Linked DNA regions of Mus musculus: regions 1, 2, 3, 5, 6 and 7 are each linked to region 4. Evidence: chromatin loops called from intact Hi-C (ENCODE). Cell type or tissue: heart. All regions are shown on one strand. Region 1 holds the start of Gtpbp6 (GTP binding protein 6 (putative)). Region 2 has its middle 36 kb from the start of Gm35315. Region 3 holds the start of Crlf2 (cytokine receptor-like factor 2). Region 4 holds the start of LOC115490200. Region 5 overlaps AB010352 (cDNA sequence AB010352). Region 6 holds the start of Gak (cyclin G associated kinase). Region 7 overlaps Gm35089 (a long non-coding RNA gene).

Region 1 (4,000 bases), 180 kb before region 4:
GATGGGCTTCACTTCCGGACCCACCCCTCCACCCCCCACCCCCAGCCTTCATGTTCCCTTAAGACGATGTCATCAGCAAGGGCCCTTACCGTTGTATTGTCTCACTGGCCTGAAGTATTTTACTACTACTACTACTTCTTCTTCTTCGGCCCTTACCGTTGTATTGTCTCACTGGCCTGAAGCATTTTACTACTACTACTACTACTACTACTACTACTTCTTCTTCTTCTTCTTCTTCTTCTTCTTCTTCTTCTTCTTCTTCTTCTTCTTCTCCTTCTCCTTCTCCTTCTCCTTCTCCTTCTCCTTCTCCTCCTCCTTCTTCTTCTTCTTCTTCTTCTTCTTCCTCTTCTTCTTCTTTTAAAGATGCATTTATTTTATGTATGTGAGTACACTTGTCGCTGTCTTTAGACACACCAGAAGAGGGCATCAGATCACATTACAAATGGTTGTGAGCCACCATGTGGTTGCTGGGATTTGAACTCAGGACCTCTGGAAGAGCAGACAGTGCTCTTAACCACTGAGTCATCTCTCCAGTCCTATTTTATTTCTTAAAACTCTTTTTTATTTTAAAATGTATTTGTTTATTTCATGTATATTAGTGTTGTGCCTTATATGCTTGTGCACTGTGTGCATGCTTACAGAGGCCAGGAGGGTGTTGATCCTCCTAAGACTGTTGTGAGCTCTTATGTGGGTGGTGGGAATTAAACTTGTGTCCTCTGGAAACGCACCCCTGAGCCATCTTTCTGTCACCCAAAGCAGATAATTTAAAGGAAGAATTCATTAACTTTTAAATATCTCTTGATGTTCTTGGCTTCTATACCCAAATTAGACATTTCAGCACTACTGTCTGCATCCAGGAAGATACTCATGAAGAGCCAAATATGTGAGTGCTAGGAACTGAACCCCAGTCCTCTGGAGAAGCAACCAGTGCTGTGACATCTTGAACTATTTTAATCATGACTATGTTCAGTGGAGCAGCCAGTCTCTTTACTAGTCTGAGAGACATCTCCAGCTTGGGTTTTGTTTTGTTTTGTTTGTTTGTTTTGTATCCCCTAGTTCCCTGCTTCAGGCAAGTAAGCTAAATGGATTGTCAGCAGCACACATCCCAAGGCTTGATTTGTTCCTACTTTATATGAATATGTCCCCACAACTCCACTCCAGAAAATATATAAATGACTTGAAAAAAAGATACACAGGAGAGAGAGAGAGAGAGAGAGAGAGAGAGAGAGAGAGCGCGCAGCTATCCCAGGTCACAGATATATTCCATTTAGTTCCTTCTAGTTCTTGGTACTGAACATCCTCTAGCCTACCATCTGTGACTCCATCTTCCTCTGTGTTGAGGAGAGTTTCCTGTGGCCCAAGTAAGTTTCAACAGAAACATGAATATTTGTAATTTCTTATAACTAAGCATAAAAGCTAACACATTTTATAACTTATTTGAATTCTATTTTAACATTCAGTGCTAGATTATTTCAATAGCCTATGTCCTTTATACCTAACTTTATTGTCTTCATAAAAGTTGTCATAGGCCAAACCCTGAGTTCTATTGAGTCCTGTGTTGTTCCTTTTGAAATTGCTGTGCCTACACTAACTCTATTCAGATCTTCCACCACTAGGCTTATTTTTATTTGTTTTGTTTTAGAGGCATTGTCCTTTCGGCCCCGCCCCTCGCCGCATGCGCCTTGCTGTCCTTTCTCCCTGACCCCGCCCCTATCCAAGTTTTTCGCTGCGGGTAAGCGATCTGCTCTCGATCCTCCCAGAGCCACCCTTCGCGGCACGCACATGCGCCCTGTTGTTCTTCCCGTCCCTCCCTGCTCTCCCTCCCCCGCCCCCGCAGTCTCTCGCTGCGCGCGCACGCGCCATGCTTTTTCTGCGCGCCGCCGTGCTCCCGGGGTTCTGGCTCCCGCGTGTGCGCCGCGTACAACTCGTTCGGAGCCCCGCGGTGACCCTGCCAAGTCCCGTCCGCACTGTCCACGCCGGGAGCCGGGTCTGGGGGAGCGCGTGGGCGGGGGGCGGTCCCGTCCGTGGTGGGGGCGAGGAGGACCCCCGTGAGGACGAAGAGGAAGAGGAGGATGAGCTGCTCCGCGCCCCACCCCTCCTGCCCTTGGATACACAGCGCGTTTGCGTCCTGCATCCTGACGTCAAACGCCCGGCCGGAAAAAAGCCTCGAAGCACAGGTATCGGGTAGGGCGAGAGTGGGGATTGAGCAGGGAAGCCGGAAGGGGCGAGGACCTGAAGGCCGAAACTTACTAGTGCTATACAGGAAGGCCACGGGGAATTGGGGCGGCGGTGACGCCTAGTTCTGGAAGGGGCGGAGTCACGAGAAAGGAAGGAGAAGCCGAGGGAGGAGCACTGGGGGCAGGGTACTATGATGGACATCGGGCGTACGGTAGAGAGTGTGGATAGTCTGGGATGTGCTGGGTTCGTGGCTGCTCTCCTGGTGGAGTCGGAGTCTGGCGAGCTTGCGTGCTGGGGGCGTGATCTGGCTGAGCATGTGATGGTACCTGGGCCTGCCCGATGGGTGAGGCTGCGCGTGCTCCGGGTGGGACCTTGGGGCGGGACTATCCTAAATTTGTAGGCGGAGTCTGGGGGGGGGGAACATTGGGCGCTGGGGGCGAGTCCTAGAGGTTCTGCCTTTCCCTGGTAGAGCTTTGGATCATGGCCTGGCGAGCTTCTTAGGGTTGTGATGTGAGCTGCAGGGTGGGGACATGGTGTGGGCGGGGGATGCGGACTCTGCGCGGGCGCGGTTTCATCCCAGAGCTAACCCTGTCCACCGCCGTGGTCCGAGGTCTTCCCGCTCGGCCCTTGACTGGATGGACCCTTGTGTCCTCACAGCGGAGTGGCAGGTGGCAGAGGCGGCCGCCCTGGTGCGCGCACTTCCAGGATGGTCGGTCGCGAGTACCCTGGTGGTGCCCAGCGCAGCGCCTGGCAGCAGGCTGGTGTTCGGCAAGGGCAACTTTCAGGACGTGACAGGTGAGCGGTACCTCACCTTTGGCCGCTGGGCATGCGCCTCACCTGCGCTGGTGTAGGATGGGTCAGACTGCCTCCCGTCCTCCTCCTAACCCCATGACGGGCCACTCCCTGTGCTCCAGAAAAGATCAAGGGATGCCAGGACATCACGTCCGTGTTCCTGAACGTGGAGAGGATGGCGCCACCGACCAAGGTTCCCTTGTGTCCCCCCTGATCCTCACATGACCCATGACACCATGTGACCCCTGACTGATCCCTGCGTGGCCCCCATCTCCTCAGAAGGAGCTGGAGTCCGCTTGGGGTTTGCGTGTGTTCGACAGATTCACCCTAGTTCTGCATATCTTCCGTTGTAACGCACGCACGAGGGAGGCCCGGATGCAGCTGGCGCTGGCAGAGATCCCGCTCCTCAGGTTCGCGGGTGATGTTCCCCGCATGTCCTCCCCTCGTGTTTTTACCACCTGCCCTCTCAGGGAGTCTGTGGGTGATGCAGCATGTAGTGCTCCCCACATGTTCTCTTCACATGTCCTTGGGTACTCTCCGTATGTCCTCCCTACATGTCCTCCTTGCGTATCCTCTCGCGTGACTGTAGATGCTGCAACAGGTGGCAGGTGGTGCTCTCCGCAGTTCCTCCCCGCATGTCCTCTGCACATATCCTTGGACGCTGTGACAGGGGTGCTCCCTGTGTCCTCCCCTCCCCTCATGCGCTACCTACCTGCCTCCCTCCAGGTCCTCTGTGAATACCGACTCTGGGCAGCAAGACCAGCAAGGCTGGGGCTCCCGGTACATCATGGGGTCAGGTAAGGGCCAGAGGTGTGTAGAGGGGATATTGGGGAGAAGGGGGACATGGAGGGGAACACAGGCCTGTGATGCGGGGCTGTGACTGGGGTCTAATGTAATGACTGAGCCCTGGGATCACAGCAGGAGGGACTGCAAGGTATGGAGAGTTCACATGACCCCTGACCTTTACATGGCCCCCTTGTGCTCACTTCATGACCTCTCCTGATCCCGGAGTTCATTGTGTACCCGTCGC
Region 2 (4,000 bases), 130 kb before region 4:
GAACTTCACTTATAACTTAGTTATGGTTTTAAGCCTTCTGTGAACCTGTGGAGCTGAGACAGGTGATGGATGTTTAGCCAGATAATCACTCCTAATGGATATGCCTGTGTTGTGCCCACCTCGGCCGGCAAGGAAGACAAAACACGGTTGGATTTTTTTAAAACCATTTTTTAAAATTAGGTATTTTCCTTGTTTACATTTTCAATGCTATCCCAAAAGTCCCCCATACCCACCCCCCCAATCCCCTACCCACCCACTCCCTCTTTTTGGCCCTGGTGTTCCCCTGTACTGGGGCATATAAAGTTTGCAAGTCCAAAGGGCCTCTCTTTCCAGTGATGGCTGACTAGGCCATCTTTTGATACATATGCAGCTAGAGACAAGAGCTCCGGGGTACTGGTTAGTTCATATTGTTGTTAGATGACTTAAGTCTTAATGATGATCCTATAATAATTCCTAGTATTATATCTGTGATTATTAACCTCTTTTTTTTTTTTTTTTTGAGACAGGGTTTCTCTGTATAGCCCTGGCTGTCCTGGAACTCACTGTGTAGACCAGGCTGGCCTCGAACGAACTCAGAAATCCGCCTGCCTCTGCCTCCCAAGTGCTGGGATTAAAGGCATGTGCCACCACGCCCGGCTGTTGTAAACTTTTATTTCAATTTATGATTTGATTTTCTGTGTGAACTCTTGATGATCTTTTTAACATGTTATCATGTATTCTGAATGATGCTTAAGGGCTGAGGACAGAGAGAAGAGTCAGAACTGGGGGACTGGGGTGAGAGGAACAGAGCTGAGCTGAGGAGAAGTTTTTAGACAGAACACTTTTTAGATTAGAAGAAGAATGAAGAGTGGAGTAGCTTAGAAATTATAGGTAACATAAAATACTAAGAGAGCAATGTGCAGAATGCAGAGGGAAAGAGGAGAAAAGAAGATGTCCCAGGGAGCAGAAGGAGCAGGCAGTCTTCTCCTAACCATGGGACAGATCAGGTGCCATAGTAAGGACAAGGCAGGTTTAATCTTACTAAAAGAAACAAAGCTTTTTTCTTACAAACATGGGTTTAATTTATTTAGCATTAAAAAGGTAGAAGCTTTTTTTTTTTCTCTATGTAATAAAAATTGGAGCACATTTTTTTTTTTTTTTTAAATCCAGAATGAGTGAATCCTTGCTGCACCCATCCTTGGTCTTTTGCTCCATATGCATATGTAAGTATGGATGTGTGTACGTATGTAATTGTGAGAATGTCTGCTTGTGTGTGTGTAAGTATGTTTGAATGGAAATGAATAAATGAGCATGAATGAAGCTGAATATGAATTTATGTGAGATTATGCATATTTGCTTATGTAAAAATTTTTCCTTCTGGGAGTGTTTTCTCTTCTCCTGACTCAATAGAAGTCTACTGCTCCAAACTCCCCCCTAGCCCGACAAGCAGGAGGCATCTGGACAATAGGGGAAAGAGTCTAGCAATTAATCCTTTACTTAATCTCCTGCTGTTTTAGGGTGAGGTGCTGAGTGCCAGAAACTGCGATTTCTGACCTCAGAGGATCACAGAAGGCAGGTCAGCTACAACAGCATAGTAACTTAGACTTAGATAAGTAAACTTTTTATTATTCAGCAACCCTAAATTTTTGGTAAGACTTTGTCTTACCCCAGAATCTCCTAAGACAAAGTCTTACCCTCTGGCTATGCTCTTCCCCCTCCTCTGCCTCAAGAAGAACCTACAAGAAGGAACGAACAATCACCCCACGCTGGGGCTTAGCCACGGCACAACTGTATCCTTCTTAACTGATCATTAAAGATGTAAGTGAAAATAAATTATACTATGAATATAACAAACCAGAAATTAATAAGCCCATTCATTTCTATAAACTATTGTTTTCCAAAATCTCTCTTTAATTGTTAATTTCCTGGGCACCCTTCTGCTTGTGGGACAGATTAATAAATCCCCTGCAAATTGAGTAAAGGGCTATGCAAGCTCCCTACCTAAATTCCAGGAGGGAGAAGGCAAACAGCCTAGTGAGTAAGGGAAGGTTAGGCTGAAGTCAGGCCCTGGTCAGCACAGGGTTACTGCCCTCCTAGGGGAGGAGCAAGCAGCTGAGCGGTGGCAGGGAAGTGGTGGGGCCTCCCTGGAGCTGCGCAGGGAGAAAGATGGGTAGGCTATTGGAGGACCGGCACAAATACTACAGAAATGCAAATCCCTGTAGATCTGGAAAAGGTTGGGCACTGGAGTTGAATTTTAGGCTGAGAACCTCTACACTGTGTGCCTTCAGCTCTCTCTAACCCTAAGGGAGGTACTCGAGTCACTCAAGACTTACTGGCCAATCAGAGCCTTTTAGGCGCACCTGCCAGTCAGAGGGGAAGGCGGGTTTTTCCGGGTGCCTTAGTGCCGGTTTCACTTAGTAGCTGAGCAGTCTTGAATGGTCCCATATTCTATGCTCTGTGTCCTGCCGTTGTGTGCTGTGAATCGTGTTCAGGCAAGGTCTGAAGTTGCGACATGGTGAGCACAGGGTCACTGCCAACAATGGGGAGCAGCGCGAGCTGCTGTGGTGGGTCTTTCCCAGGACAGAGTGGGAATCGGCGGCCACTTGTGAGGTCCCCTGAGGTCCTAGCCATTCGCGGGACCCAGCTGTAGCATCTATATAACTTCACTGTGGGGGCTGCATCTGTGCAGAGCATTTGGCCTGTGTGTAGAGAGATCTTTGGCGTGATCCCAAACTCAGAGAGTCCGACTTTCTACAAGTTCTGTTCTTAGCATTTGACATTAAGGTGGACAACCCATTTGGAGTTAATTTTGTGGAGGTTGTAAAAGGCATCTCATGTGCTGGGTAGCAATTCACTATCAAGCTGTGATGTAAAAGAGTAGAATTGATGATGTAAAGGATTTACTAAAGCTTAGCGGATAGTAAGGCACTCCAAGTAGAATTTAGCTGAGGGTGCACTGCATGTAACACATCCCACAGATAAGTAATATGCTAACCAGGGCAGTTAGAGTTTAGGATGCTAGGATACACATGCTTGTTCACCAGGATTGTCTAGAATTCATAACAATGGAATCAAACTAGATTTACAACCAGCATCTAGGCCCACCTCCAGATCAAAGAGCAGGCCTCTAACCAGCTGCTCAATGGGGCATTACAGGGTCACAATCTACAGTAAGGCCTGGTGAGCCATAAAAGTTCAGTTTTCTTCTTGAGAAAAGGATAGTTATGCCACATGGGCAGGATGACACCTAGTGACAATCATGTGAAAAGAGAAAAAAGAAAAGAAAAGAAAAGAAAAGAGAAAAGAAAAGAAGAGAAAAGAAAAGAAGAGAAAAGAAGAGAAGAGAAAAGAAAAGAAAAGAAAAGAAAAGAAAAGAAAACTGTTGTCTTGAGTGTAGGCCTGATCCAGCTACACTTTCCCTGAGGTCCCCACGTCTGGAGCAGGACACAGCTCCTTCTGAAACCCAGGAACACGATTGGCAGAGCCATTCACAGCCTAGTCCATGGGAGCTTTCCCTGAGGCCCTGGGTATAGAGAGAAAACAGGGCTCCTTTTCTAAAACCTGGAATATGCTTGGGAAAGTGGTTAATGGTCTGGGGCCAGGGCCTTTGGGAGGGGTTGAATCAGATTCTGAGAGCACAACTTCCCACCATATGGGGCTGTGGTTATCAATTCCAAGGCCACTAGTGGCTTGGTTAGAATTTTTTTTTTAGATACACTGAGTTCCCCTTGGGCAGCAGTGTTTGATTAGCCTTCTCCTGAGTGTGTCCCATTGTCTGATGTTTCTGTGGACTTCATACTTTCTTCATCTTTCTGCTGACTTCAGAGGTGTCTCCCATCTCCTTCCTTTTCCCTCATGTCAATTGTGTACAAGATGGTATTCTTAAGAAGCTGACTTAGCATAAGCCATAGCTTGTGTAAGACCTCCCCACCCCAGCTTTTATACTCTCTACCTTTTCCTTTTCTGATGTTTTTCATCATCTGGAACCTTCCACTTAGGACACTGTCACTAACCTGCTGTG
Region 3 (4,000 bases), 370 kb after region 4:
TGGGACCGTCTGCAGAGTTTGTGCACAAGGTGACCCGGAGCTGGTGCCGACTGGAAGGGCTGCAGTGCCCTTTCTTTTTTCTTTCTTTCTTTCTTTTCTTTCTTTTTTTTTTTTTTTTTTTGGTTTTTTGAGACAGGGTTTCTCTGTGTAGCCCTGGCTGTCCTGGAACTCACTTTGTAGACCAGGCTGGCCTCAAAATCACAAGAACAACGCACCTAGAGGTGTCACTGTTCACAGAAAGTAGGGTAACCTTATATTAATCATTAATTAAGTACATGGCTTACTCACAAAACCACAGGTCAATATGATGGTAGCCATTTCTCAATTGAGATCCCCGGTTCTCAACATCTTCAGGTTTGTGTCCTTATGAATGAAACCATTTTCCACCAAACTTTAGTAATTGGTGTAACAATGCACAGTGCTGCCCTGTTTGTAAGTTCAAATTTGTATATTACTTAAAATCTTTGTATGATTAAGTACGACTTTTGTTAAGACAAAGAAAAAGATATGTTCACTATTATCTAATATTTACATACCATTTAAGTTTCAACAAAGCGATTTACTTTTGTGCTGGGCCACCTAGAGACTGGGAAAGGGAGAAGCAGAAGTGACCTGGAACAGAAAGTCACACGATGGCCAGCCACCTCCATCTTGGTGAGGTCAATGTGCAACCAAATGACAGAACAAAGAAGTAGAGAGGAACAGACATATGGGAGCAACACCTCCCTTCTGTTTTTGGATAAAAGACACACAATTTTTATTATTTACAAGTAAGCCTTAAAAAGCACCACAAGAGCCGGGCAGATTAGATGGGCGGGGGCGGGGCCTTGGAGGTTTGGGGGCGGGGACAGGCCGCGAGGGGCGTGGTCGGGGCGCACGCGGAGTCCACCCCCCCCCCCCCGCCCCCCCCCCGCTTCCCCCTATCCGGGTGATTGATGGGAAGAGGAAGCCGGGCCACGCCCATGTCGGTGAGTCGCCGCATCCGTTTATTGCCGTGGCCCCGCCCCGTCGCCCCAACCCCCGCCCCCGGCTTCCCGTTTTCGGCTCTAAGCGGCCTGGGCGCCCTCGACTCGGACCGGCTCGGACCGAACCAGCTGTCAATCACTGCAGCGTCCGCGGCCCCGCCGGCGACATGGCATGGGCACTCGCGGTCATCCTCCTGCCTCGGCTCCTTGCGGCGGCAGCGGCGGCGGCGGCGGTGACGTCACGGGGTGAGGAGTGAGCGGGGGCGGGGCTGCCTGTCAATCGCCGCGGTGGGCGGGGCCCGAGCAAGAGCTACCAAGTTGCTTTTCGTCCCATCATTGCTTTTCGTCCCATCATGAATATGCAAATAAGGCCTCTGGCCCTCCTAAGGGCGATCGGATAGCGCTTCGTTTGCATATTCATTTTGATCTTTGCGTATGCATGAGCCCCGCCCTCCCCCCCTACGCTCGGCGCTTTCTCCTCAGTAATATGCAAATGAGACCTAAACCCCGCCTTGACCTCATTAGCATAGTGCTGCCGCCACAATCTCGCTCCTCCTCCTGAATATGCAAATAAGGCCTCTGGGCCGCTCCTTCTTTGCATATTCATATACAGCTTTCCCGCTTATATGCAAATAACGCTTCGCCCCTACCGAGTTCTCACTCATCGCTTCTCATTTGCATATCCATCGGGAGATACACATATTCATGAGCGATGTATTTCTGTCTTCCATCCCCTCATGAATATAGAATTGATGCCCTGTCCATATGGATCACTATGCATTTGCATATTTTCCCCACGATTTACATATGCACAAGCCTCAACGTCTTGCTCCAACGTCCCTGATCATGAATATGCAGATGAGACCTCAGATCTCCGAAATTGAATCTGCCCGCTCCTCATCATATACTGCTATTCTCATATGCACCAGCCACAAAGTCTTCCATCCTTTTCCCCTCATGAATATGCAAAGAATGCTTCCCCAGTCCATCTCCACTCTGGTTCACTGCCTGCTCATTTGTGTATCCATTGGTCGCTTTGCATAGTGGTGAGCCCCGCTTCCCTACCGCTTTCTTTGCGATCATGTATATTCAAATGAGGCTCCGACTTGCTAGCTGCTCATTTGCATATTCGAGAAGCGCTTTCCATATTCATGAGCCCCCAATCCTTTTCCTTTTCTCTGTTTGTGAATATGCAAATGAGGTGTCGCCCACCGCTACAGTTCTTGGGCCTCTCGTTTACATATTCATTCCCTATATTTGCGTACGAGCCAGAATGTCTTCCTCTGTCTTCCCCTGCCTAGTGCATATGCAAATGAGGCCCGGCCTGCTCCCAGCGCCCTAGCCAAGGGTCTGAGTCAGGGAAATGGCTGCGATGGCTCTTCTGGAACGCGCTGACGTCACGGGCTGCTCCCCTGATCCCCGCCCTGCCCCCGCAGGTGATGTCACAGTCGTCTGCCATGACCTGGAGACGGTGGAGGTCACGTGGGGCTCGGGCCCCGACCACCACGGCGCCAACTTGAGCCTGGAGTTCCGGTGAGTGAAGGGGGGCGGGGCAGAACTTCTGGTCTGTGACTTCCTGTCGGAATCATTGAATGATATATGGGAGGGGGCGGGATTTCCTCTCATTCCTCTTCACTCACTTGCTGTTCATTCTTTTAAACGCCTGAAAGAGTGGGCGGGACTTCCTGTCTAATTAATGATTGACAAATGATTAGGGACGGTACTTCCTTTCAGACTCTGATGAATGACAGGAAGGAGCGGTACTTCCTTTCTGCCCATCACTTTCTGTTTGAGGTGTTGAAATTCAGATGCTCGTGGGCGGGACTTCTGGTCCATCACTTCCCATCCAGCTGATCCTTCCCCCTTAATCCCCGACTCTGCAGTTATGGCACTGGCGCCCTGCAACCCTGCCCGCGATATTTCCTGTCCGGCGCTGGTGTCACTTCCGGGTGCATCCTCCCCGCGGCGAGGGCGGGGCTGCTGGAGCTGGCACTGCGCGACGGAGGCGGGGCCATGGTGTTTAAGGCTAGGCAGCGCGCGTCCGCCTGGCGTGAGTGGTGTGGGCGTGACATGGAGGGAGGGGGCGGGGCCTTGGGCGGAAGTACGCAGGAAGTTGCCTGATGATGTCTCTTCAACTCCCACTGAGTGGGGCAAACAGGAACTGGGCGGCGCTTAGACGGGAAGTTGGTCTTTGATACCGGAATTGGGCTCCAGGGGTTAGGCAGTGCTCTGATGATGTCACAGCTGCGCCTTTGGACTCCGGTGGGCGGAGCATAGACAGAAAGTGGTTCTTAGGAATGGGAAGTAGGCGTGTCCTGCTCTCTGAAGTGCGCCCCTTCCCTCATCCCGATGGGCATGGCCTTCATGAAACAGGCGGGGGTGGGACAGAAAGTGATGTCACCGCCACAACACCCAGACTCTCGGTGGGTGTGGATTAAGCCAAATGAGGTCACAGCAGCTCCTCCCACCCCCACCTTCCCCACCGCAGTGAAGCCCCGCCCACCTTGGAATGTGACGCTGCTCTGGACACCAGACGGGGACGTGACTGTCTCCTGGCCTGCCCACTCCTACCTGGGCCTGGACTACGAGGTGCAGCACCGGGAGAGCAATGACGATGAGGACGCCTGGCAGGCGAGTGAATTCATGGGGGGCAGGGCCGGCCCCTCCGTGACCTCTGACCCCACCTGCGACCTCCTGCCCCCGCACACTGCGTTTTCCAACCCTAACAATAGATGCATGGCCTTTGACCCCACCCATGACATTTGAATCCTTCCCGCCTCAGCCCGACCTCTCTCGCCTCTGGCCCCAAACTGTGACCTCTGAACCCTCCAGTGACCTCCGACCCCCTACAACCCCCCCCTCTCCGCAGACGACCTCAGGGCCCTGCTGTGACTTGACAGTGGGCGGGCTCGACCCCGTACGCTGCTATGACTTCCGGGTTCGGGCGTCGCCCCGGGCCGCGCACTATGGCCTGGAGGCGCAGCCTAGCGAGTGGACAGCGGTGACAAGGCTTTCCGGGGCAGCATCCGCGGGTG
Region 4 (4,000 bases):
CTTTCTGCCTTTCCTACCTTTAATCCTTGCTCTGGGCATCAGAGACTGTTTGACTCCTGCTGGGGGATCCAGTACAAGGACAGAAACTAGACTCAAGGATCTCTTTCTCCTCCATCCCTGTTTCTCTCCTGTCTGCTGTTAGGGGGTGAAACAGTTGCGGGGGTCACGGAAGGGGATTAAGGGAGGGGAAAAGAAGAAACCATAAAGTAGCAAAGACCAGCTACACTGATTAAGGCTAAAAGAGGAGCCAGACTAGGACGGATTTTGCCTTCCACATATGCTGCCACCCTTAAGTCTCTTTTAGGTTCAGGTTCCAGGTTAAGTTTTGAACAACTTAAATACAGACTGGAGACTGCAAGTCTAGCCACTAAAACATATGGGAAATTTACACAGCAAGCATATTCCAGGATCATTTCTTAAGGACACCAGTGCCCTAACACAGCAGGTTAGTGACAGTGTCCTAAGTGGAAGGTTCCAGATGATGAAAAACATCAGAAAAGGAAAAGGTAGAGAGTATAAAAGCTGGAGTGGGGAGGTCTTACACAAGCTATGGCTTATGCTAAGTCAGCTTCTTAAGAATACCATCTTGTACACAATTGACATGAGGGAAAAGGGAGGAGATGGGAGACACCTCTGAAGTCAGCAAAAAGATGAAGAAAGTAGGAACTCCACAGAAACATCAGACAATGGGACACACTCAGGAGAAGGCTAATCAAAAACTTCTGCACAAGAGAAAACTCAGTGTTTCTTAAAAACATTTCTGACCAAACTTTTAGTGGCCTTGGAACTGATAACCACAGCCCCATATGGTGGGAATTTGTGCTCTCAGAATCTGATTCAACTCCTCCCAAAGCCCTGGCCCCAGACCATTACCAGCTCTCCCAAGCACATTCCTGAATTTAGAGGAGGAACTCTGCAAATACACCCAAGAGGAATAGATGTCAGGAAAGAGTCAAACTCAGGGCTGAAATCAAACAAATAGAAACAAAAAGAACTATATACAGAATCAACAAAACCAGGACCTGTTTCTTTGAGAAAATCAACTAGATAAACCAGACTAACCAGAGGGCACAGAGACAGTATCCTAATAAAATCAGAAATTAAAAGGAGGATATAACAGTGAAATATATCTTAAAATAATTATTCTCTTTTAAAAATATTAACAATTGAAAATATTAAAATCATGTTCTACAAAAAAAAAAAAAAAAAAAAACAAACAAAAAACGAAGTAAAGGAGCGCTGTTTTCTCTCTATACCCACGGCCTCAGGGAAAGCTCCCAAGGTCTAGGCCCAGGCTGTGACTGGCTCTGGGCTTCAGAAGGAGCTGTACTGTTCCAGACTTGGGGACCTCAGGGAAAGTGTAGCTGGATCAGGCTTGCACTCAATACACCAGTCTTGTCTTCTCTTTTCTTTTCTTTTTCCCCTTTTCACATGGCTGTCACTATGTGTCATCTTGCCAATGTGTCAGAACTATGCTTTTCTCAAGAAGAAAACAGAACCTTTATGGCTCACCAGGCCTTACTGTAGATTGTGATCCTGTAAAGCCCCATTGAGCAGCTGGTTAGAGGCCTGCTCTTTGATATGGAGACGGGCCTAGATGTTTGCTATAAATCAAGTTTGATTCCTTTGTTGTGGTTAGGAGCCATATTTCTGGGCAATCCTGGTGAACAAGCATGTGTATCCTAGCATCCTAACTCTAACTGCCCTGGTTAGCATATTACTTATCTGTGGGATGTGTTACAGGCAGTGCACCCTCAGCTAAATGCTACTTGCTGTGACTTACTATTCGCTAAGCTTTAGTAAATCCTTTACATCATAAATTCTACTCTTTTACATCACAGCTTGATAGTGGATTGCTACCCAGCACAAGAGATGCCTTTTACAATCTCCACAAAGTTAACTCCAAATGGATTGTTCACCTTAATGTCAAATGCTAACAACAGAATTTGTAGAATCTAGGACTCTCTGAGTTTGGGATCACGCCAAAGATCTCGCTACAAACCGGCCAAATGCTCTGCACAGATGCAGCCCCCACAGTGAAGTTATTCAGAGGCTACAGCTGGGTCCCGCGAGTGGCTAGGACCTCAGGGGACACCGCACATGGCCGCTGGCTGATTCCCAATGAGTCCCGGGAAAGACCCACCGCAGCAGATCGCGCTGCTCAGACCCCTGCTTCTCCCCATTGTTTTCAGTGACCCTGTACTCACCATGTCACAACTTCCAAGTTTGCCTGAGCACCCTCCCCAGCATCCAGCGGCAGGACAGAGAGCACAGCATAAGGGACCATTCAAGCCTGCTCAGCTACTAAGTGAAGCCGGCCCAAGGTACCCGGAAAAACCCGCCTTCCCCTCTGACTGGCAGGTCCGCCTAGAGGCTCTGATTGGCCAGTAAGTCTTGAGTGACTCGAGCACCTCCTTTAGGGTTAGGGTGTGCTGAATGTACACAGTGCAGAGGTTCTCAGCCCTAGCTTCAAGTCCAGTGCCTGACTTTTTCCAGATCTACAGGTATTTGTATTTCTGTAGTATTTGTGCCTGTTCTCCGATAGCCTACCCATCTGTCTCCCCGCGCAGCCCCAGGGAGGCTCCACCACTCCATCTGCCGCTGCTCAGCCGCTTGCTCCTCCCCTAGGTGGGCAGTAACCCTGTGCTGACCAGGTCTTGACTTCAGCCTGAGCTTCCCTCCCTCTGTAGGCTGTTTGTCTTCTTACTCCTGGAATCAAGGTAGGGAGCTTGCATAGCCCACTACTTGAATTGCAGGGAAATTATCAATCTGTCCCACAAGCGGAAGGGTGCACAAGATATTAACAATCCAAGACAGATTTTGGGTAACAATAGTTTATAGAAATTAATAGGCTTATTAATCTATCACCCCCGCCCCCCAGTTCTGACACTTCTCTTTGTCCTCAGCCCTTAAACACCTTTCAGCATACATGATCACATGTTAAAAAGTTCATCAAAGTTTACACAGAAAGTTAAATCATAAACTGAAATAGAAGTTTACAACAGAGAATGTTTACAGGCATGTGAGGAGCGGCCCGGGACTGCAGCTAAGTCTTATGACTTGCACCTGACTTCCTCATACACCTGAAAATAAGCCAGGACCATCATGAGAGCTGCGCAGGTGCACCATAATGCTGGCGGTGTAAACAAGTCCATATTTGGTGGAGGCATGCCCCTGCCGCCCTGATTGGCTGAAGCTGCATGCCTGGTGAGGTGGCTTGGCCTGCCTTGAGTGGATGGGGGCTGAGAGTATATAAGCAGACCTTCCTGGGTTCCCGGGGTCCCAGTAGCAGCATTGAGGTGTTCCTGCAATAAAGGCTGTTGGGAAGAATCCAACCGTGTTGTGTCTTCCTTGCCGGCCGAGGTGGGCACAACACAGGCATATCCATGAGGAGTGATTATCTGGCTAAACACCATCACTTGTCTCAGCTCCACAGGTTCACAGAAGGCTTAAAACCATAACTAAGTTATAAGTGAAGTTCTGTATAGATAAACCCAGTCAGTATTTTACCTTCTGTCCTAGCTCCTATAATAAATCATTAGTTCCCCCCCCCTTTTTTTTTTACAACCTCTTGGAATGTGCTCTGAGTAGGAGAAAGTCTGGTTACTATCTAAGAGCATTTAACTGGTGACATTTGAGGGACTGACAGAGTTCTCGTTGAAATTTTGATTATCAGGAAAGGACTTAATAGCAGTCCCATTATAAAAGAGCTTAATAATCACAAATATAATTTTAGGAATTATTATAGGATCATCATTAAGACTTAAGTCATCTATTTGTCTATACAGCATCTCTACAAGAGAGTGCATCTCCGTGGATCTGCAGAGATCTGCTCCTGAGGGGTGTGCTGCTACTTAGTGGTAGTAATATATGTTTATTAATAACAGGAAAAGCATATTAAAAGCAGGAGACTTACCTAAAATGAGTCCCTCACAGCCTTGCTTAGTGAGGGCTCACCTGTCAAAGATTATATAATAATCCGAGGCAGGTCACTTCAGGA
Region 5 (4,000 bases), 51 kb after region 4:
TTTTGTGAGCTAAGGAGAGAACCTCAAGCTTCAAGAAAATTAGGCAAAAACCATGGATGACCATTGTTTCTTGCCTTGCCCTCTTGCTTGGTCACTGTCTCATGCTCAGCTAGCTCTCTTATGTAGTCCAGGCACACTAGCTCAGGGATCCTGACACCCTCAGCAGAAGAGCCTTCCTTCCCACATCAATCATCACACAACACAATCTCTCACATACACAGCATCCAGCCATTTTAATGAGGGCATTTGAATGAGAAATGAGTGTAGGCTCCAAAATGTTGACAACTGAAGCTAATTAGGACACACAGACAATAATATATCAGAAAGTTTTAAAAAGCCAAATCTAATGTGTTAACCATATCAAAACCCCCAAAATTGCTGATTACATCACCTGGAAGCCAGAGTTTCCAAAAAATGGGAGAAGCAAGCAGTCAGGATCAAGAAGAGGAAACTAAAACTGTTTCCCAACTATCAAAATCTCAAGAAATTCATAGTAAATTTTCAAAAGACAAAAATAGGTGAAGGTCTATCATTTTCCAGAGAAACAACAATATAATTAGATTATAGTGAATAAAAATCACACAATGTAGATTGCACCACAAATAAAGAGAGACCAAAAGACAGACAGACAGACGTATAAGTCTTTTAAAAATGAAGTACAAGAGTATAATAAAAAAATTAAGAAATTACAGGCCAATACTGTGTGTCCTGTTTCTCCTCTTTGCCAATAAAAGAAAATGGATTAAAAGTGGCAAAAACCTGGTCAATTGGACATAAAGGCTGCCTAAGGAATGGGAATAATTTTTTTTAATCAAATTCACATATTATAGAGGCCTAATATATAAAATATGTAGCAACCTCAAGAAACTAGACTATCCAAACCAAGAAATTCAATTTATAATGTGGTATAGATCTAAACAGAGAATTCTCAACAGAGTCTCAAAAAGCTGAGAAATACTTAATGAAATCATCGCCATCTTAGTCATGAGGGGAATGCAAATCAAAATTACTTTGAGCATCTTTCTTGTAAATGTCAGAATGGTTGAGATCAATAATACAAGTGACAGCTCATGCTGGCAAGGATGTGGAGAAAGGGGAACAAACCCCACCTCCTTGTGGGGTACAAACTAATACCATCACTATAGAAATCAGTATTTCCTCAGAATTGTGGTCCCTCACAACAGTGAGAATCCATCTACCCAAAACCCAGCTATACGGCTCTTGGGAATCTATCCAAAAGGTGCTCCTCCCTACCACAGGGATATTTGCTCAACTAGGTTCATAGCACATTTATTCATCCTAGCCAGAAACTGGAAACAACCAAGAGGTACCTCAACTGCAGAATGGATTAAAAAAAAAAACAAAACAAAAACAAAAAACAAACAAACAAAAAAAAAAAAACCCAAAAAAACTGTGGTCCATTTATACAATGGAGTATCACTTAGCTGTTTAAAAACAAACAAACAAAAACACCCGAAATTGTGAATTTTCAGCAAAGTGAATGCAACTTAAAACAAAACAAAACGACCCTAAGTGAAGTAACCCACACCCAGAATGACACACATGGCATGCATTCACTTATAAGTGGATATTACCTACTGGGTAAATAATAATCAAGCCATACTCCACAAACCCAGAAAGGCTAGGTAGAGATGGGCTATAGGGGGAAGCACAGATCTCCTTCTAAAGGGAAATAGAGTAGTTTCTGTGAGTAGACTGGGGTTTGATGGGAACAGGAGTGGGAGGGATCAGTTGGGGCAATGCAGGGGTAAAGTACAATGCAGAGAGGAACAGCTGGAATGGGGTCATTTGGGGGTTACTGTAAAAACGCAGTACAATATCAACTTCTCAGATGCTATAGGGTGACCTTAATGAAGACTCGGAGTAATGGAGAATATGGAGTCTGAACTGACCATCCTCTGTATCCAGCCAGGGCTTCAATGTTGGAAATGGGTTACATTTGGTTGAGCTGTTGGCCAAGGTGGTCTCTTGGAGATCCTTAAACTATCCATGCTGATGTTAGGACAAAACTTTGTTCTCGCATAACTGACAGCAGGGCCCCATCAATAAGGACAAATTCCACAGAGTTCACTGAATGCAGAAATCAAGCTGGTGGTGCAGGCTTGAAGCCTTCACCCCTATGTTCTATTCTCTTTGAAGAGAGAAGGCATTCTACAGGCTACAGAAAGAGAAACCTGGACCCCCATCCCTTACACACACACACACACACACACACACCCCAAGATGTTCTGGGGCATGATGGTAACAAAATTGTTTGAATGGCCAACCAATATTTGGTTTAACTTGACTCTTGACCTGAGAGGTAACCCATGAGTAACACTGACTGGATTTCTAGGAACCTTACAGAGACTTAAATGGTGGACTGGCTGGTTTTATGTGTCAACTTGACACAGGCTGGGGTTATCACAGAGAAAGGAGCTTCAGTTGGGAAAGTGCCTACACGAGATCCAGCTGTGGGATATTTTCTCAATTAGTGATCAAGGGGGAAAGGCCCCTTGTGGGTGGGACCATCTCTGGGCTGGCAGTCTTGGGTTCTATAAGAGAGCAGACTGAGCAAGCCAGTAAGGAACATCCATCCCTCCGTGGTTTCTGCATTGGCTCCTGATTTCTGACCTGCTTGAGTTCCAGTCCTGACTTCCTTTGGTGATGAACTGCAGTATGGAATTGTAAGCTGAATAAACCCTTTCCTCCCCAACTTGCTTCTTGGTCATGATGTTTGTGCAGGAATAGAAACCCTGACTAAGACAAATGGCAAGCATAGAGACAGCATGGGTCTGTGCCAGGTCCTCTGCTGACATGTTATGGCTGTTGGCTTGGTGTCTTTGTGGGACTCCTAACAGTGGGAGCAGGTGTAACTCTGATTCTTTAGCTTGATCTTGAGACTTTTCCTCCTATCAGGTTGCCTTGTCCAATACGAAGGCTTTCACCTTGTCTTTTTCTATCTTGTTCTGCCCTGTTAGGCTGTCCTCTTTTGGAGGTCTGCTCCTTTTTGAAGAGGACACAGTGCAGGAGGTTATTGGATCTTGGGGAGAGGAGGAGAGGTGTAATTGGGGAGGGGGCGGTAGCTGGGAGGAGTGTAGGGAGGAAAAACAGTGTTCAGGAGATATTTAAAGAGAGAGAACCTATCTTCAATTAAATATTAATTCAATACTGCTTATATGAAAATGCAAAAAAGGTAAGCAATAATGAACAAAGAAAAGCAAAATAGTGAAGACAGGGACAGTAGGATTGTGACAGATACAGTTTTCATTCTGTTTTTATAGTCCGTGACCCTCACAAAGGAGTGTAAAAATATCATCTTGGAGGCTCAATTCCTCCTGATCGTCTAGACCTAGTCCTGAAACCTTCTAATCTCTGTGCAATCTTATCTAGGTCTAGAATGTTTTGGGCATCTGAGACTTAACTGCTGAATAAAATCACCTTTCTTTTTCTTTCTGAACTTTGGCTGGCTGGTCAACTCAGTTGTTCTGACTCAAACTCCTCTTCATGCTAGCAGATTTAAACTGGCTTCTTTCATTTCAGACTGAATTGCTGTGCTTGGCCTCAAATGAACTCCAGCAATCTGTTCTCATTTTCTGGCACAGTCTCATTCTCTGGCTCATTCTTTCTTCACCTGTGTCTAGTTTGTTTTCTCTTTAGCCTGTCTCTGTAAAACTCTCCAGGTAAAACTGCCTCTGCCTCTCACCCTCTGAGAGGGTGCTGCTTCCTCTTATGTTGCCTCTCTTCTCTCTTCTCTTGAGAGTTGGGCATATCCTATTCTGTCAGATCTTTCTCTAATTCATCATTTTGTCAGCCACACATTAAGACATTGCTTTCAAACATGAGTGCTTCCTTCTAAAACTGACGTTATTTTCATCGTTTGGCAGCAAACATGTGGTCTAAGGGATGGGCCACACCATAAATAGAAACAGCTTCCCTACCCCATCCCACCCTCACCCCCAAGTAAACTGGATAGTTCCTGGGTTAACACTGTGATCAA
Region 6 (4,000 bases), 1.3 Mb after region 4:
CATACTTACTGCCTACAGAAGTTTAAAGAGGGCGCTGAATCCCCTGGAACTGGAGTTATAAGTGGTTGTGAGCCGCCATGTGGATGCTGGGAATTGAACCCCAGCACTCTGCAAGCACAAGAGCTCTAAACCACCGAGCCATCTCTTCAGCCCTGATGCACTCTTTTTATGATTTCACCCCTTCATCATTATAAAATAACTTACTCTTGGGCAATATCTTTTACTACCACAAGAGAATGTGTTGGTGGAGGAAGAGCACGGATTCAGTTTTAAATCTGTATGTGTTCATACATGAGGTGGGATCACGAGAGACCACAAGATGCAGTTCCAGTTAAAATGGTCTTGGAATGGCATCTACTACAATGCCATAAAATTGATCTATAATTACATGATTTAGAAATTTCCACTTGTCCTAGGTCATGCCAGCAAGAGTTTATGGTGTCAAGTTTCACTATACGCTGTAGTGAATTGTTCATGATGTTTCTCATGATGTTTTAGGTCTCTTGAAGGCTACCAAGCCTCCAATTCCCTACTTTTTCCTTTTGCTTTCAGATTTATTTTCCTTCTAAATAATGAGATCTGAAGCCACCAAAAAATAAAAAATCCCTTCAACTTCATTCCAGTAATAACATAAAGTTACCTGCAACTGCAAGCCGTAGCTACTTCCTCCTCCCTGCATCTTATAAGTGATTCTCTTATAGAAAGGTGCCATTTCTATACCAACACTACATATCCTCTATCTGGATGTGACTTGACTGTCCTACTATTCTGAGACAGTACTCCTCTCCACTATACTGGAAAGACTTCACTCTTTCCCATTGGCTTTAGGCTGCTCAAGTCTCCCATCTAAGATCATGTTAACACCACACTGCCCTTTCAGCTCCCACACTCTTCTTCACAAATCTCCTCAGTTACCTACAGGTACCATCTCTACTTCATCAGTTCTTTATTCCTCCAGGTGTTATCCAAAGCTTCCACTTCACCATTTCTAGGAAACTACTGTCTCACCTACCACGTACCTCACTGTATACTAATGATAATCTTTCATTTCTTTTCTACTTGACTTTTTAAAGAGCAGGTAGCGCCCCCCCCCCCCCCAAGGCGTATTTAATAGCATACAATCCTGGGACAGTTAAGATGTTGATTTGGGCTTAAGGATCCATTTTTCAGTCCAAAAGCACAAACTCTACCCAAGGCTCTGCAACTTCATATGGCTTCAGAAACCTCGGAGGTACAGAGACGAGTGGGGAATCCCATGACTTTGCCTCACCTGAGATGGACAGCTCTAAGTGTTTGACATCACACGGGATTCTGCGTCCAGTGCTGCCAGGTGACTTTTGTATACACGTTGTGAAGCTTTCTCCCGCCCCCTTTTAAAACTACGTTTTTCGGTCTTAATTCTAGCAACTAGTTCATCCTCCCCCAAACCTGTGTGGACCAAAACATAAGTGTCTGTGGCTCATAGGCTGGCTGCTTGTCTGCAAGATACCCTCCTCTCCTAAACCGGGCATTAGGGACACTTAGGGTGGGCTCCAGGCCTCGCTTTACCTTGAGGCGTCAGGCGCGAGCGGCGGGCTCTGGGGCGGTCCGCAGCGCGCGCCCAACGTCCCGCGACGCTCTAGCCACCTAGGCTGGACCTGGGCCAGCGGAAGCAACCAGATGAGGTTAGGGTCAGATGGCGACAGCCCTACCTCCGTGCCTCCTAGGAGCTTGAGGTCCGTAGGATCGCACCCTCTGCGCCTGCGCCTGCTGCTGCTGCTGGCTCTGCAGAAACACGCGCCCTTCCGCCTGCTGCGTCAGGGCGGGGCCGCAGCGTCGGGACGCAACTCGCTCTCTGATTTACGTCACGGCGCGGGCGGAAGATGGCCGGGTTGTTCGCCCGCAGCTGCTAACCCGGCAGTGCGGAGCTGGAGCCTGGCTCCCGCTGCCGCGGAGCGGCCGACGCCATGTCGCTGCTGCAGTCTGCGCTGGACTTCCTGGCGGGCCCTGGTTCTCTTGGCGGAGCTGCGGGCCGTGATCAGAGTGACTTCGTGGGGCAGACAGTGGAGCTGGGCGAGCTGCGTCTGCGGGTGCGGCGGGTCCTGGCCGAGGGTGAGGCGTAAGGCGTCGCCAGGCCGCGGGAGGCAGGAGCAGCCCAGGAGGGTCGCTGCTGGGGTGTGGTTCGAGTCAGGGCGCGTGACGGTCACCGCTTTAAGCAGGGGCAGCAAGGAGGATCGTGTCCAGGGTGTGAATCAAGTCTGAGACCTAGAGAGTCACGACTGAGGTGTGGGTCAGATCAGGGCCGCAGGGAGTCATCTCTCCGGGCAGGGTCTGCGGGAAAAGACACTGCTGGGATGTAAATCAGGCCATCGCTATGAAGGGCCACTGCTGGGGTGTGAATCAGGTCGGAGAAGGGTCTTGCCAGGAAGAGAGACCACAGGGGCTTGTGGGTTAAGGCCTTTGGTGGTGATTGCAGAGGATAGACTGCTTCGGGTTGCACACTTACTTCCTGGTGGGTAGAGTTAGTAGTACAAGGGTCATGCTAGCAGGTGGTTATCCAGTAAAGGAGGCTTGGGTCTGGAAGGACCACCTCTGCTTAGGGTCAAAGCTGTATCTGGGGCATATACAGAAAGATTCAAAGGTGGAGTCAGGTCAGAAGGTGAGCACAGTCACTCTGGGGTCATAAGCTGTTATTCATTGTATCATATCCAGCGTTGTTGTTGCATCCCGAGGACTGTCTTGAGATGGCAGTGTTTGTGCTGCTGAGTTCTGGGGCCTGTAGAGTCTTCCCTTGCTTGATGAGGTAGAGGATAGACTGGGGCCCTACAGTCTTGTTTTCTTTTATAGCCTAAGTGCCTCACCTATTGAGTTTTTTCTGTAGTGACCTCGTATAAGGTACAGGAAACAGAGCCCGTAGCTGTAACCTTTAAGAACCTTGCTTGAGCCGGGCGTGGTGGCACCCGCCTTTAATCCCAGCACTGGGGAGGCAGAGGCAGGCGGATTTCTGAGTTCAAGTCCAGCCTGGTCTACAGAGAGAGTTCCAGGACAGCCAGGGCAATACAGAGAAACCCTGTCTCGAAAAACAAACAAACAAAAAGAACCTTGTTTGATAGACAGTTCCATAGTTCTGTGTCTTGAGGTCAGTCTGAGTTTGTAGCTTCCTCACACAGGCTCTGTAGTCAGCTTGTGTGATGGAATCGTGTTTTCTCTTTTATGATTTTTTTTTTTTTAAGATTTACTTTTTTAAAAAACTGGTGTTTTGCCTGCCTCCATCACTGGACAGTATCTATGTGTACTGCCTGCTGAGACCAGAAGAGGACATTGGATCCCCTGGAAATGTAGTTAGAGACAGTCGTTAACCTCTGTATGGTTGCTAGGAATCCAGTGTTGCTCTTCTCCTCTGCAAGAGAATAAATCTTCTTCAGGCACTCACTGTGCCTTTTTATTATTATTATTATTATTAATTTGTTTATTTTGTTCATCAGTATCTAGGAGTATGCCAGATCTCAGGTTCAGGGAGAAGAGTGGCCTGACTCAGGTCTGAAGTAGCTCTCAGGATTGGAGAGTCATCTTGTTAAGGTTGTCCATGACAATTGTGATTGGTAGGAGCAGGGAACTTGTTTAACATTCTTTCTTTACTATGGAAACGCAGAGGTGATGTTTTGATAGTAGCTTGTCATGCTTATTCTCCACTGCGATTGTGCATAGATTTGGATGTGATTTTAGTAGAAGACCTGTGGTGCTTTTCCCGCCAGAGATGAGTTTAGGACCTCCACTAACAGTCTGATATGTGATATTCCCTTTCATCTGTCGAAATGACAAAGATGGTGCCAGATCGGCTTGTTCATTCTGAAGATACCAGGAAGTTGCCTTAGTTTTTCAAAAACTTCAACCCTGAACTGATGGCACAGGCCTGTAACCCTAGCTTCTTGGGAGTTTGAGGCGGGTAAATTCCAACTTCAGGGTCTGCCTGGACTACAGGTAGAATTCAAAGCCAATCTGGGCAAGTTAGTAAGATGCT
Region 7 (4,000 bases), 60 kb after region 4:
AAAAACTTTTACATAAGCAAATATGCATAATCTCACATAAATTCATATTGAGCTTCATTCATGCTCATTTATTCATTTTTATTCAAACCCAGCTGGGCCCAGCTTTCATGCATTCTCACAATTACATACTTACACACACACAAGCAGACATTCTCACAATTTTATACTTACACACACATCCATACTTACATATGCATATGGAGCAAAAGACCAAGCATGGGCGCAGCAAGGATTCACTCAATCTGGATGAAAAAAAAAAAAATGTGTTCCAATCTTTATTACATAGAGAAAGAAAAGGCTTCTACCTTTTTAATGCTAAATAAATTAAACCCATGTTTGTATAGAAAAAAAGCTTTGTTTCTTTTAGTAAGATTAAACCTGCCTTGTTCTTACCATGGCACCTGTTCTGTCCCATGGTTAGGAGAAGACTGCCTGCTCCTTCTGCTCCCTGGGACATCTTCTTTTCTCCTCTTTCCCTCTGCATTCTGCACATTGCTCTCTTAGTATTTTATGTTACCTATAATTTCTAAGCTACTCCATTCTGCATTCTCCTTCTAACCTAAAAAGTGTTCTGTCTAAAAACTTCTCCTCAGCTCAGTTCCTCTCTCAGCTCAGTTCTTCTCACCTCTGTTCCTCTCACCCCAGTCCCTCAGTTCTGACTCTTTGTCCTCAGCCCTTAAACATCATTCAGCATACATGATCACATGTTAAAAGTTCATCAAAAGTTCACACAGAAAATCAAATCATAAACTGAAATAGAAGTTTACAACAGAGAATGTTTACATGCATATCCATTAGGAGTGATTACCTAGCAAACATCCATCACCTGTCTCAGCTCCACAGGTTCAATGAAGGTTTAAAACCATGACTAAGTTATAAGTGAAGTTCTGTATAGATAAACCCAGTCAGTATTCTATCTTCTGTCCTAGCACCTACAATAAATCATCAGTTCCCTTTTTATGACCTTTTTAAAATTGTTTTACAACCTCTTGAACTGTGCTCTGAGTAGGAGAAAGTCTGGTTACTATCTATGAACAATGACCTGGTGACACTTGAGAGTCTGGGAGAGTTCTCATTGAAACATTGATGATCAGAAAAGGACCTAATAGTAGTCCCATTATAAAAGAGCTTAATAATCACAAATATAATTTTAGGAATTATTATAGGATCATCATTAAGACTTTAGTTATCTATTTGTCTATACAGCATCTCTACAAGATAGTGCATCTCCGTGGCTCTGCAGAGATCTGCTCCAGAGGGATGTGCTGCTACTTAGTGGTAGTTACATATGTTTATTAATAACAGGAAAAGCATATTAATAGCAGGAAACTTTCCTAAAATGAGTCCCACACAGCCTTGCTTAGTGAGGGCTCACCTGTCAAAGATTATATAATAATCCGAGGCAGGACACTTCAGGATGATCACCTGCTAGTTATTAGCTTGTCCCATTATGGCTCCTGACACAGTGGGACTGAGGTTGTATAAGAGGTCCAGGACATGCACAAAGCTGTCCAGATAAGATCCCCTTATCTCTATACTCTACAGCACTGCAGATGTGTGCTAGCACATCTTTGCTCTGAAAATATAGTGTTTTTTAAATTGGAATTACCTTTAATCTTTCTTTTAGCTTAAAAAGGCAAGGTAGTCATTTTTCCTTGGGACAAACATTAATTTCATGTTTTCTAAGAACTAAACAAATTTTCACTTTCAAATTTTAAAAGATTTACTTAAGAGATCATGTTCTGTGATCCACTGTGTTCATTTTGTGCTTCCTTCCATGTCTTGGCAGCAGGTTGCTCTGAGTATAGGAACTTATGCCATGTTTTTCTTTAATTTTATTCTTTATATATTTTCTGAAGATAAGAAGGTGGAATGTTTCATGTTTGGAATGTTTGCAAAACGACTCTGTCCTTACACATTACAGCATATGGATGAAGAAAAAGGAGAAACTACTTAATATTTATCAATTAAATATCTATTCTGCTCTTCACACCATCATTAGCTATAGGTAAGAAATGAAAAGATTTTACTTTTGACTAGAGTAGAAGAATGTGAATCAACATCGTCAATATGGTATTGGTTACAGTGCTGATTACAACCATCATATATTTGTTAAATTTTGCAAAAAAAGAGAATTGTGTGACTTTTAATATCACAAAGGATGCCTTATGTAAAAGAAATTTCCTTACCCTACCTAAAAATTTTGAGCCCTAACAGTACATTTAAGCCCCCTTTTTTCTGTTTGTCAGTAAATAGCTAGTAGGCAAGCCTAAGTTATTGAGAACCTAAATCATTAAACACCATCAAATAGAAAAATACCCCATGACAGTATCCTGCATACAGGTAGGCTATCTGCACTGAGTTACATTATAACATGATCTAATGTCCACATGAGATAGTGACACTTACTGGTTTTCCACAGTACAATAAAATAAGTAAAATGCTTTTGTATGAATACTAATGTCATAAAGGAATCTGTTTTCCCCAGAATGAGACACAGGTTAAAAGACAGAACTTAATGGCAGGTCAGTGCTTTGAAAGAGGGTTGGAGTCCTTCCCTCTCAGGGTCTCAATGCAGCTCACCACCTGCTATTTACATGGAAACAGCAGCAGACAGGACAATGGTCAGCAAGATTCAGGGAATGGTAAAGGATATTTTCAGTTTGTAATATGAAATTGAGGTACCCAGAGGCCTCAGAAGACATAACTTCATAGATAGGTAAGGAGCACATGGTCTTGTGAAAAAGCCCATGAGTTCAATAATATAAAAATTTGTAAAAACAAGGCTGGAGAGATGGCTCAGCAGTTAAGAGCACTGACTGCTCTTCTAGAGGTCCTGAGTTGAATTCCCAGCAACCACCTGGTGGCACAAAACCATCTGTAATGGGATCTGATGCCTTCTTCTGGTGTGTGTCTCAAGACAGCTACAAGCCGGGTGTGGCCCAATGGGGGCCACTTTCATTCAGACTGCCACAGGTAGGAATAAAATCTGTGTGTGATAGTTAACCATTGTCCAGGTAGGCAGGTGGAGGGAGGCACAGCCTGGAGAATGTTCAGACTGAATGTTTCTGGGCAGGTATGACTTCAAAACTAGAAATTCTTTCTTAAGTAAACAGTTTGCTCAGATGTCCACAGGTCTCTTCCTTTGTCCCTGTCCTTTAGAATGCAGAGGTGACACTTAAGAAGATTCTAGAGTAATTAAAGCCCTATACTGCCATGCTGGACTTGTGGTAGATGCTTGTCTAGCCTAGACTTTTCTCTTATTCTTTCAGCCACATCCTTTAAATCTCATCTTCTGAGAAAAGACTTATGCATTTGATTCTTCTGATATCACCCAGCACAGGCAGGAAGGAGGAAGGGCAGTGTGGCTGCCAGTGGAGAACAGGCCCATTACTGATGGTAGGAGTGGTGTGGGGCCTCGTCATTTCTGTTCCTCCTGAGGATGCTATTTTGAAGAAAACTGTTCCTCATGACTGAAGATTTTCACACATAAGACAAAGACCAGCAGCCGGCATGCCAGTGACATGTCATGGCATCAGTCTCCACATAGGCAGAGCAGAGTTCACAGAGCGTGGGTGTTGTGAAAGAGACTGTTGGAGGTAGGAGGTGTGAGAATCACTGTCTCTTCACCAGGATCTCATTCTTGTTTATTTTTTCCTTTTTAAATATTTTTTATTAGGTATTTTCCTCATTTACATTTCCAATGCTATCCCAAAAGTCCCCCATACCCTCCCCCCAACTCCCCAACTCCCCTACCCACCCACTCCCAGTTTGTGGCCCTGGCGTTCCCCTGTACTGGGGCATATAAAGTATGCATGACCAATGGGCCTCTCTTTCCAGTGATGGCCGACTAGGCCATCTTTTGATACATATGCAGCTAGAGACAAGAGCTCCGGGGTACTGGTTAGTTCATATTCTTGTTGCAACCTATAGGGTTGCAGATCCCTTTAGCTCCTTGGGTGATTTCTCTAGCTCCTCCATTGGGGGCCCTGTGATCCAT

The links. Hi-C counts contacts between places; a loop is a spot of excess contacts. Peaks named below come from ENCODE experiments on the same cell type or tissue, not always from the same donor. Only the 100,000 strongest peaks of a DNase experiment are listed, where the experiment ranks them.
Region 1: a loop joins it to region 4, with 2.3 times the contacts of the local background. A loop is called at or near these places in 3 of 42 quality-filtered maps.
Region 2: a loop joins it to region 4, with 2.8 times the contacts of the local background. A loop is called at or near these places in 2 of 42 quality-filtered maps.
Region 3: it touches region 4 in a loop (5-fold over the local background); 9 of 42 quality-filtered maps call a loop at or near these places.
Region 5: a loop joins it to region 4, with 2.9 times the contacts of the local background. A loop is called at or near these places in 12 of 42 quality-filtered maps.
Region 6: it touches region 4 in a loop (9-fold over the local background); 2 of 42 quality-filtered maps call a loop at or near these places.
Region 7: a loop joins it to region 4, with 9 times the contacts of the local background. A loop is called at or near these places in 12 of 42 quality-filtered maps.

The regions. Positions count from the first base shown.
Region 1 is chr5:110,106,033-110,110,032 of GRCm38, reverse strand. It overlaps Gtpbp6 (GTP binding protein 6 (putative)), which reads left to right and starts at 1,836. Exons shown (of 10, transcript NM_145147.5): 1 at 1,836-2,177; 2 at 2,836-2,973; 3 at 3,093-3,163; 4 at 3,250-3,380; 5 at 3,697-3,767. The coding sequence starts at 1,862. It also overlaps a transcript of Zfp605 not described here. In heart, a CTCF peak has its summit at 1,600; DNase peaks (open chromatin) are centred at 1,772, 2,142 and 3,022; H3K4me3 peaks cover 2,838 bases; H3K27ac peaks cover 1,888 bases.
Region 2 is chr5:110,056,423-110,060,422 of GRCm38, reverse strand. No RefSeq gene overlaps it. Among named protein-coding and RNA genes, the nearest start is that of Gm35315, 36 kb to the left of the region's middle. In heart, no CTCF peak of the experiment used is centred here; a DNase peak (open chromatin) is centred at 2,302; H3K4me3 peaks cover 1,028 bases; H3K27ac peaks cover 775 bases.
Region 3 is chr5:109,556,016-109,560,015 of GRCm38, reverse strand. It overlaps Crlf2 (cytokine receptor-like factor 2), which reads left to right and starts at 1,023. Exons shown (of 8, transcript NM_016715.4): 1 at 1,023-1,211; 2 at 2,402-2,498; 3 at 2,849-3,015; 4 at 3,454-3,596; 5 at 3,835-3,997. The coding sequence starts at 1,133. In heart, no CTCF peak of the experiment used is centred here; DNase peaks (open chromatin) are centred at 1,245, 2,455 and 2,825; H3K4me3 peaks cover 3,449 bases; H3K27ac peaks cover 2,768 bases.
Region 4 is chr5:109,921,974-109,925,973 of GRCm38, reverse strand. It overlaps LOC115490200, which reads right to left and starts at 2,521. Exons shown (of 2, transcript XM_030255019.1): 1 at 2,208-2,521. The coding sequence starts at 2,287. It overlaps Gm26808 (predicted gene, 26808), which reads left to right and starts at 2,330. Exons shown (of 3, transcript NR_166631.1): 1 at 2,330-2,504; 2 at 2,629-2,720; 3 at 3,019-3,330. In heart, no CTCF peak of the experiment used is centred here; a DNase peak (open chromatin) is centred at 2,403; H3K4me3 peaks cover 1,708 bases; H3K27ac peaks cover 936 bases.
Region 5 is chr5:109,870,657-109,874,656 of GRCm38, reverse strand. All of the region lies in intron 1 of AB010352 (cDNA sequence AB010352), which reads right to left. Among named protein-coding and RNA genes, the nearest start is that of AB010352, 5.9 kb to the right of the region's middle. In heart, no CTCF peak of the experiment used is centred here; no DNase peak of the experiment used is centred here.
Region 6 is chr5:108,627,592-108,631,591 of GRCm38, reverse strand. Gak (cyclin G associated kinase) reads left to right here and starts at 1,815. Exons shown (of 28, transcript NM_153569.2): 1 at 1,815-2,091. The coding sequence starts at 1,947. It overlaps Tmem175 (transmembrane protein 175), which reads right to left and starts at 1,782. Exons shown (of 11, transcript NM_001163532.1): 1 at 1,692-1,782. In heart, no CTCF peak of the experiment used is centred here; a DNase peak (open chromatin) is centred at 1,811; H3K4me3 peaks cover 2,491 bases; H3K27ac peaks cover 1,729 bases.
Region 7 is chr5:109,861,716-109,865,715 of GRCm38, reverse strand. It overlaps Gm35089 (a long non-coding RNA gene), which reads left to right. Exons shown (of 3, transcript XR_389508.4): 2 at 1,860-2,008. It also overlaps a transcript of AB010352 not described here. Among named protein-coding and RNA genes, the nearest start is that of Gm35089, 2.9 kb to the left of the region's middle. In heart, no CTCF peak of the experiment used is centred here; no DNase peak of the experiment used is centred here.